Linked DNA regions of Homo sapiens: regions 1 and 2 are each linked to region 3. A link is an interaction called in ENCODE POLR2A ChIA-PET data of the cell type or tissue named here. Cell type or tissue: K562. All regions are shown on one strand.

The links. Peaks named below come from ENCODE experiments on the same cell type or tissue, not always from the same donor. Only the 100,000 strongest peaks of a DNase experiment are listed, where the experiment ranks them.
Region 1: POLR2A ChIA-PET joins it to region 3 with 5 read pairs; 2 of 35 experiments call an interaction of 5 or more read pairs at or near these places.
Region 2: POLR2A ChIA-PET joins it to region 3 with 5 read pairs; 20 of 35 experiments call an interaction of 5 or more read pairs at or near these places.

Annotation. Positions count from the first base shown.
Region 1 is chr12:49,453,781-49,456,280 of GRCh38, reverse strand. The region is part of intron 2 of SPATS2 (spermatogenesis associated serine rich 2); the gene reads right to left. Among named protein-coding and RNA genes, the nearest start is that of KCNH3, 84 kb to the left of the region's middle. In K562, no CTCF peak of the experiment used is centred here; no DNase peak of the experiment used is centred here.
Region 2 is chr12:49,143,952-49,146,451 of GRCh38, reverse strand. All of the region lies in intron 1 of TUBA1B-AS1 (TUBA1B antisense RNA 1), which reads right to left. Among named protein-coding and RNA genes, the nearest start is that of TUBA1B-AS1, 14 kb to the right of the region's middle. In K562, no CTCF peak of the experiment used is centred here; no DNase peak of the experiment used is centred here.
Region 3 is chr12:49,199,988-49,202,487 of GRCh38, reverse strand. No RefSeq gene overlaps it. Among named protein-coding and RNA genes, the nearest start is that of TUBA1A, 12 kb to the right of the region's middle. In K562, no CTCF peak of the experiment used is centred here; DNase peaks (open chromatin) are centred at 397 and 1,177.

The DNA of each region.
Region 1 (2,500 bases), 250 kb before region 3:
TTCAAATGTTATCTTCTCTGTGGTTATTCACAAGAAACCTACTGAACCTATGGTAAGAACAGTGGCAGTCTATGGCTGCTCCCATCACATACCCCCAAGGTGACTGGGAAAGGTAGTTCTACCAAGGCAGGGAAAGCCATGAAAACCAGCAGCTTCACTGACAGAGGGGGCTGACTTGTGAAGCAAAGCACAGAAAAACCCCATACCCACAGGCAGGCAGTAACAGTTCGCTTTCTTGGTGGCAAACAAGCAAGACCAAGGGCTCAGCTAGCCTGAGGTTGCTGTCATGGTTGGTGCAAGCAAAAGAACAGGAGATTAGATAGAAATTTAAAAGGGAAATCCAGAAACAAGACTAAGGGACCTGGGCACCATGGCTCATGCCTGTAGTCCCAGCACTTTGGGAGGCCAAGGTGCGGGGACTGCTTTAGCCCAGGAGTTTGAGACCAGCTGGGCCAACATAGCAAGACTGTGTCTCTACAAAAAATACAAAAATTAGCTGGGCATGGTGGCATGTGCCTGTACTCCCAGCTACTTAGGCGGGTGAGGTGGGAGGATGGCTTGAGCCCAGGAGGTCGAGGCTGCAATGAGCCATGACTGTGCCACTGCACGCCAGCCTAAGCAACGGAATGAGACCCTGTCTCAAACAAACAAACATAACCTGGCAACAGAGTAAGATCCTACCTTGACAAAAAATAAAATTTAAAAATTAGCCAGGGATGGTAGCACACACCTGTAGTCCCAGCTACTCGGAAGGCTAAGGTGGGGGCACTGCTTGAGCCCGGGAAGCTGAGGCTGCAGAGGGCCATGACTGTGCCACTGAACTCTAGCCTCAGCAACAGAGCAAGATCCTGTGTCAGAAAACAGAGACTATAGGAGACCTTGGTAAATGTTCCACACATTCATGATGCAGATATTGGAGAAGGTCCAAACTATCCACACACCTCTGGCTGACCATAAGCGTACACATAGCAGCAGCAAAGACTCAAAAAGGCCCAGTGGAAATTAAAAATTATGAGCTTTGAAGGCAGTTCCCAACACACAAAGATCTACAGACAGAGGGTGCAAGCTTTACTGGCTCATGGTGTTTTAATACAACCTTTAACCAATCGCTAACTGACCAGAAGGATAATAGATACAGATGTAACTTCAGCAAGCCAGACTTTAAAATTTTTTTTAATTAAAAAAACAAAACCAAAAACGGTAAAAACTGAGCAGACCCTTTAGTTTATGAAATCGTATCAACGCTACAAAGGCAAGGGTAAAGGCTGTGTGCACTTTTGAAACTTTATGTGCAATTGATGGTGGTGCTGAGATATGAAAGGCTAGCATGAACGTGAAGAGGTAAGAGCACATGACAAAACTTGGTGGTGCAGAATGGACTGTTTTTTTTTTTTTTTTTTAAAGACAGAGCCTCACTCTGTCACCCAAGCTGGAGTGCAGCAGTGCGACCCTGGCTCACTGCAACTTCCACCTCCCAGGCTCAGATGATCCTCCCACCTCAGCCTCCTGAGTCACGGCTACAGGCGCATACCACCATGCCTGGCTAATTTTTTTATCTTTTGTAGAGACAGGGTTTCACCATGTTGCCCAGTCTGGTCTCTAACTCCTAGGCCGAAGCAATCCTCCTGCCTCAGCCTCCCAAAGTGCTGGGATGACAGGCATGAGCCACCACGCCTGATCCATAATGGATATTTTTAAACTTGGTGATATGTGTCTCTCAATCCTGAAGCTTTGGTGAGAGGGTATGCAGACAGCAATAACAGCAAATGATGTATGAATGTTTTTTGCATTCAAAGAACATCTACATCTGTTGAAAGACTTTAAGTGAGTTTTGTTCTTAGATAGCCCACATTAGTTGAATGTATTAAATGAACCAATACTTGCATTTCCCCTACCTCTTTGTCCACTGCTGTAAATGCTGTATGATGTGTGTTCTCTTCTGTTGCTGACATGCAAGTGTGGTCATATGAACTGAAGCGGATGGCTTGAGAATATAGACAGGCTTGTGGTGTACTTTGCAGGAGTACTTGGAAGCAGAGTTCACTAGTGACCTCAGCTGTCACAAAGAAGGGTGGAAGTTCGAATGTCTGGTTAGCTACTTATAAAAATGCTATTCGCGGCCAGGTGCAGTGGCTCGTGCCTGTAATCCCAGCACTTTGGGAGGCCGAAGCGGGCGGATGACGAGGTCATGAGATCAAGGCCATCCTGGCTAACACAGTGAAAGCCTGTCTCTACTAAAAATACAAAAAAGTTAGTTGGGCATGGTGGCGGGAGCCTGTAGTCCCAGCTACTCGGGAGGCTGAGGCAGGAGAATGGTGTGAACCTGGGAGGTGGAGCTTGCAGTGAGCTGAAATCATGCCACTGCACTCCAGCCTGGGTGACAGAGCAAGACTCCGTCTCAAAAAAAAAAAAAAAAAAAAAAAAGAATGCTATTTGCTGCAATTCTGTGTCCCGTGCTTGGATTTTGTCTTTTTTAGAGCCAGGGTCTTCCTCCGTTGCC
Region 2 (2,500 bases), 56 kb after region 3:
CCCAGGTCACCAGTGAAATCTAACAGCTGATTCTCAGACCCCATGTTACCCAGCCTCCCAGAAAGCACAGTTCAAAAAGCAGAGTTATCACCTGCTCCTGCTTGAAACACTTTCTTCATTTGGTTTCCAGAATACTAAACTCTTCATTATTTTCTTTCTTCTATTTTTTTGGAAACACGGTCTTGCTCTGTTACCCAGGCTGGAATGCAGTGGCGCGATCACAACTTACTGCAGCCTTCACCTCGTGGGCTCCTATGTCAGCCTCCCAAGTAATCGGTACTACAGGTGCACACCACCACGCCTGGCTAATTTTTGTATTTGTTGTAAAGAAGGGATCTCCCTGTGTTGCCAGAGCTGGTCTCTAACTCCTGGGCTCAAGCAATCCTCCCACCTTGGCCTCCCCAAGTGCTGGTATTATAGGTGTGAACCACTGCACCCAGGCCATTATTAACTTCCAACATCACTGTCTGCTCCTTTTACTTTACACTACTAGATCCTGTTCCTAATTTTTATAAGTTAGAGTGCTCTGGGGTTCAGTCCTTGGACCTCTTCCTTTTTTTTTTTTTTTTTTCAGACAGTCTCGCTCTGTTGCCCAGGCTGGAGTGCAATGGCACAATCTCAGCTCACCACAACCTCCGCCTCCCGGGTTCAAGCGATTCTCCTGCCTCAGCCTCCCAAGTAGCTGGGACTATAGGCGCATGCCACCATGCCCAGCTAAATTTTGTAATTTTAGTAGAGACGGGGTTTCACTATGTTGGCCAGGCTTGTCTCGAACTCCTGACTTTGTGATCCGCCCGCCTGGTCTTCCCAAAGTGCTGGGATTACAGGCATGAGCCACTGCGCCCGGTTGGATCTCCCCCGTTCCCCAGGTGATCTTATCCACTTTCTATACTGATGACTTCTAAATTTATCTCCAACACGACCTCCCCTCTGCACTTTTTAACCAACTATTACTGCCTAATCAACATCTCTACTTATATTTAACCCACTGCATCTCAAACTTAACATGTCCAAAACTGAACTTTTGATTCTTTCCATTTCTCTACACCTGTTCCTCCTTTAGTATTCCCCAGTGTTGCTCAGACCAAAAATCTAGGGGTCATGACTGACTCCTCTCTTTCTTTCTCACAGCCAACTTCTTAATAAATCCTGTCAGTTCTGTCTTCAAAATATACTCAGAAGGCTGGGCGTGGTGGCTCAAGCCTATAATCCCAGCACTTTGGGAGGCCAAGGCAGGCAGATCACGAAGTCAGGAGATCAAGACTATCCTGGCTAACACGGTGAAACCCCACATCTACTTAAAAAAAAAAAAAAAAAAAATTAGCCGGGCGTGGTGGCACACGCCTGTAGTCCCAGCTACTTGGGAGGCTGAGGCAGGAGAATCACTTGAACCTGGGAGGCAGAGATTGCAGTGAGCCGAGATCACACCACTGCACTCCAGCCTGGGTGACAGAGCAAGACTCCATCTCAAAAACAAAACAAAACAAAACAAAACAACTCACATTTCCACCACTTCTTACCACCTCAACAATATCACCTTGATTCAAGCCACTATCATCTCTTATTTGCATTACTGCCCATTCCCTTCTAGTTCATCTTCCTTCTTCCACTCTTAACCTCCTGTGGTTTACTCTCACAAAAGCCAGAGCAATGCTCTTAAAACCTAAAATAGAACATGTCACACCTTTGCTCAAAACTATCTAATAGCTTCTCATTATTTTTAGAATAAAACACAAAATCTCTCCATGCCTAATAACACTATTACATGAGCTAGACCCTGGCTACCTCTCCAATCTCATTTCATAACGCTCTCCCCCTCACTCACTACTCTGCTCTGGCCTCATTGACCTTCTTGTTACTGCTTTGAAAAGATATACACATCCAGTTTCCAGACCAGCAGAAAAGAAGCTCGGAAGTCACCACTCCATGATAACAACAAGTAAAAGCTGAACAAACTAAAAAATCAACAGCTCCTTTTTTTTTTTTTTAACTGCTCCATGCAGAGCAGGGCTAAGTCATAGGCAGTGCATCTAGAGCTGCCAACAACTCTTTATAGATCTGTAGGAGAAACTAGATAAAAAAAGTAAAGGAGGCCGGGCGCGGTGGCTCACGCCTGTAATCCCAGCACTTTGGGAGGCCGAGGCGGGTGGATCACAAGGTCAGGAGATCGAGACCATCCTGGCTAATACGGTGAAACCCCGTCTCTATTAAAAATACAAAAAAATTAGCCAGGCATGGTGGCGGGCACCTGTAGTCCCAGCTACTTGGGAGGCTGAGGCAGGAGAATGCCGTGAACCTAGGAGGCAGAGCTTGCAGTGAGCCGAGATTGTGCCACTGCACTCCAGCCTGGGCGACAGAGCGAGACTCTGTCTCAAAAAAAAAAAAAAAAAAGTAAAGGAGGCTGAGCATAGTGGTTCATGTCTATAATCCCAGGCCTTTGGGAGGCCAAAGTGGGAGGATGACTAGATGCTAAGAGTTCAAGCCCAGCCTGGGCAACATG
Region 3 (2,500 bases):
CCCGACCTCAGGTGATCCACCTGCCTCAGCCTCCCAAAGTGCTGGGATTACAGGCGTGAGCCACCGCGCCCGGCTGTCTGATTTATTTATTTATTATTTTATTGGTTAAAGCTGATGACGCTAGGATATAAATCTTATTTTAATTAAACCATCACAATGTCCACTCTGCTCTGCACGGAAAGATTGGCATTGATGAAGAAGAAGCTGAGGATGAGCTCTGTGTGAAGCCTCCATTTTACACAGATTTTCACTGAACACAAGATGAACCGTCTTCTATAAAACCACTGGGGATGATGTGCGCTGGATTTTTTGCAACGATTTTTATCTCTGGTGTTTCTGGCACTGACTAAGGTTTCAGGCAGACAGAGGCATGGAGGACCTAGCGACAATCACTAGGGAGCTTCCTGGTTGCTAGCAACAGTAAATACCATGAAGACACAATGACACAAAGACTCAACTTTTCACATACACACAATGAGACCTGGAGCCTGGTTTCTTATTTCAGATACAGAGTCCTTGAGATACAGTACAAAGGCTTCTTCTCTCTCTCCTTTGTATTAAATTTTTTAAATTGTGTGCAGAAACACATACTGCCCAAGAGCCTATATGACCATCTTGCTGCTCAATTTGTCTAAGAACACTTGTATTCTAACCTTCCTCTCAGTACTGTCATTTTTTTACTATTTTGAGGGAGAAATAGAAGGAAATAAGCTGTTTATCTGACTTGGGGATTTTAAATTATGTGTGACTTTGAAAAACTCATTTGTAAATACCTGTCTTCTGTAAGAGTTATAATTGATTTCCACTCTTCTGAAAATATTCAGAAAAACTATCTGAAAGATCTTCTTCTCCAAGCTTATTCTCTATTTTGTTTTTAGAAAAGGTAGAAGCATACAGAATATGAAATACAGCACTGGCAATTTAAGGTTTTTCCATGACTCATTCAAGGAAATTGCATAATAGCCTTTCCCTGCCAAGTTCACAGACTCTTCTCAAATACCTTGCAATTTTCCTTATTCTATTCCTTTATTCCTCAACCTCATCTCTCTTTCCTTCTTTTCTATGTGCCATTAACTTTTTTCTCTTTTCTCTAAGGCTGTAAAACTCTCTAGGGTATAGTCATGTGATAGGCAAGGTGACAACGGAAATTTGAAATACCCCCAACCTTGCTAGTCTGTCTCCTAGCAACTGTATAATACGTTGCTTAGTAACATGGGGGTGAGAGTGAAGTCGCTCTTACAAATCTAAAAATACTGAAATCATTTTAAAAAGATTAATAGTGGGCTTATTTATTAAAATATACTAAATCCATAAATAGTCTTGCCATATAAGGGACTTATTTCAGGCTATGCTATCTTGAGTGAAACTCTACATCTCTTATAATCTGTAGACAGTACTAGAACAACAGATTGCTGTTCACATAAGCAGATGAAGGAAAAAACCCACAGCGTTCTCTAAGCCTTTCTCTTCTACACATGTATAATCAAAGTTTACATCCACAGGGAAATGGAGAAATGTTTGCTAAATGATCTTTTAGGCTAGGCAGATGAAGAAAAAGCTAGGCAGCTTTTTCTAAGTTCTCTTTTGCCTGTGCATAATTGATTTCTAAATCTAAAGGAAGGTGGATCCAGCATTATCTCCAGAGAAGTTTAAAAAAAAAAAAAAGAAAAAATATTTTAAAAAGGGAATATGGAGAGACATTTCTTAAAATGCTCTTTGAGGCTAGGCTTCACTAGGAGTTGTGTCTTTAGGGTTAACAACCATAAATAAAGTAATTTTCAGTAAATTTATCGAGCGGATATCAGAATTTAGAAATAGCTGAACCACATCAAGCACACTAAAATTGTTTAGCTCAAAAATGATAAATTATTAATTCTAGGAGAGTATTATTTACTGAATTAGACCTACTGAATCAGACTCTCTGGTGGAGGAACTGGGGATCCATATTTTAACCAGCACCCCAATTACTTCAGCACATTTAGGAAACACTGGTGTACATGATCATTCCAACATGTTATAGGGGGGTATCTTCTATTTTAGTCTTAGATTTATGCCTGTAACACTTGAAGAGGGAGGTTCAAAGCCCAACCTAAATATTCTGCCACGTCCTCCCCTTGATGTAGGCCCTTTGGCTAATAAGACTGGTCAAGGCTGGGCGTGGTGGCTCACGCCTGTAATCCCAGCACTTTGGGAGGCTGAGGTGGGTGGATCACCTCAGGCTGGGAGTTCGGGACCAGCCTGGCCAAAATGGTAAAACCCCATCTCTACTAATAATACAGAAATTAGCTTGGTGTGGTGGTGCACGCCTGTAATCCCAGCTACTCCGAAGGCTGAGGCAGGAGAACCACTTGAACCTGGGAGGCAGAGGTTGCAGTGAGCTGAGATCATGCCATTGCACTCCAACCTGGGCGGCAGAGTGAGACTTCCATCTCCAAAAAAAAAAGACTGGTAAAGCTTCAGAAGCCTCCTCAATTGTTCATTCTGCAAATGTTTATTAAGA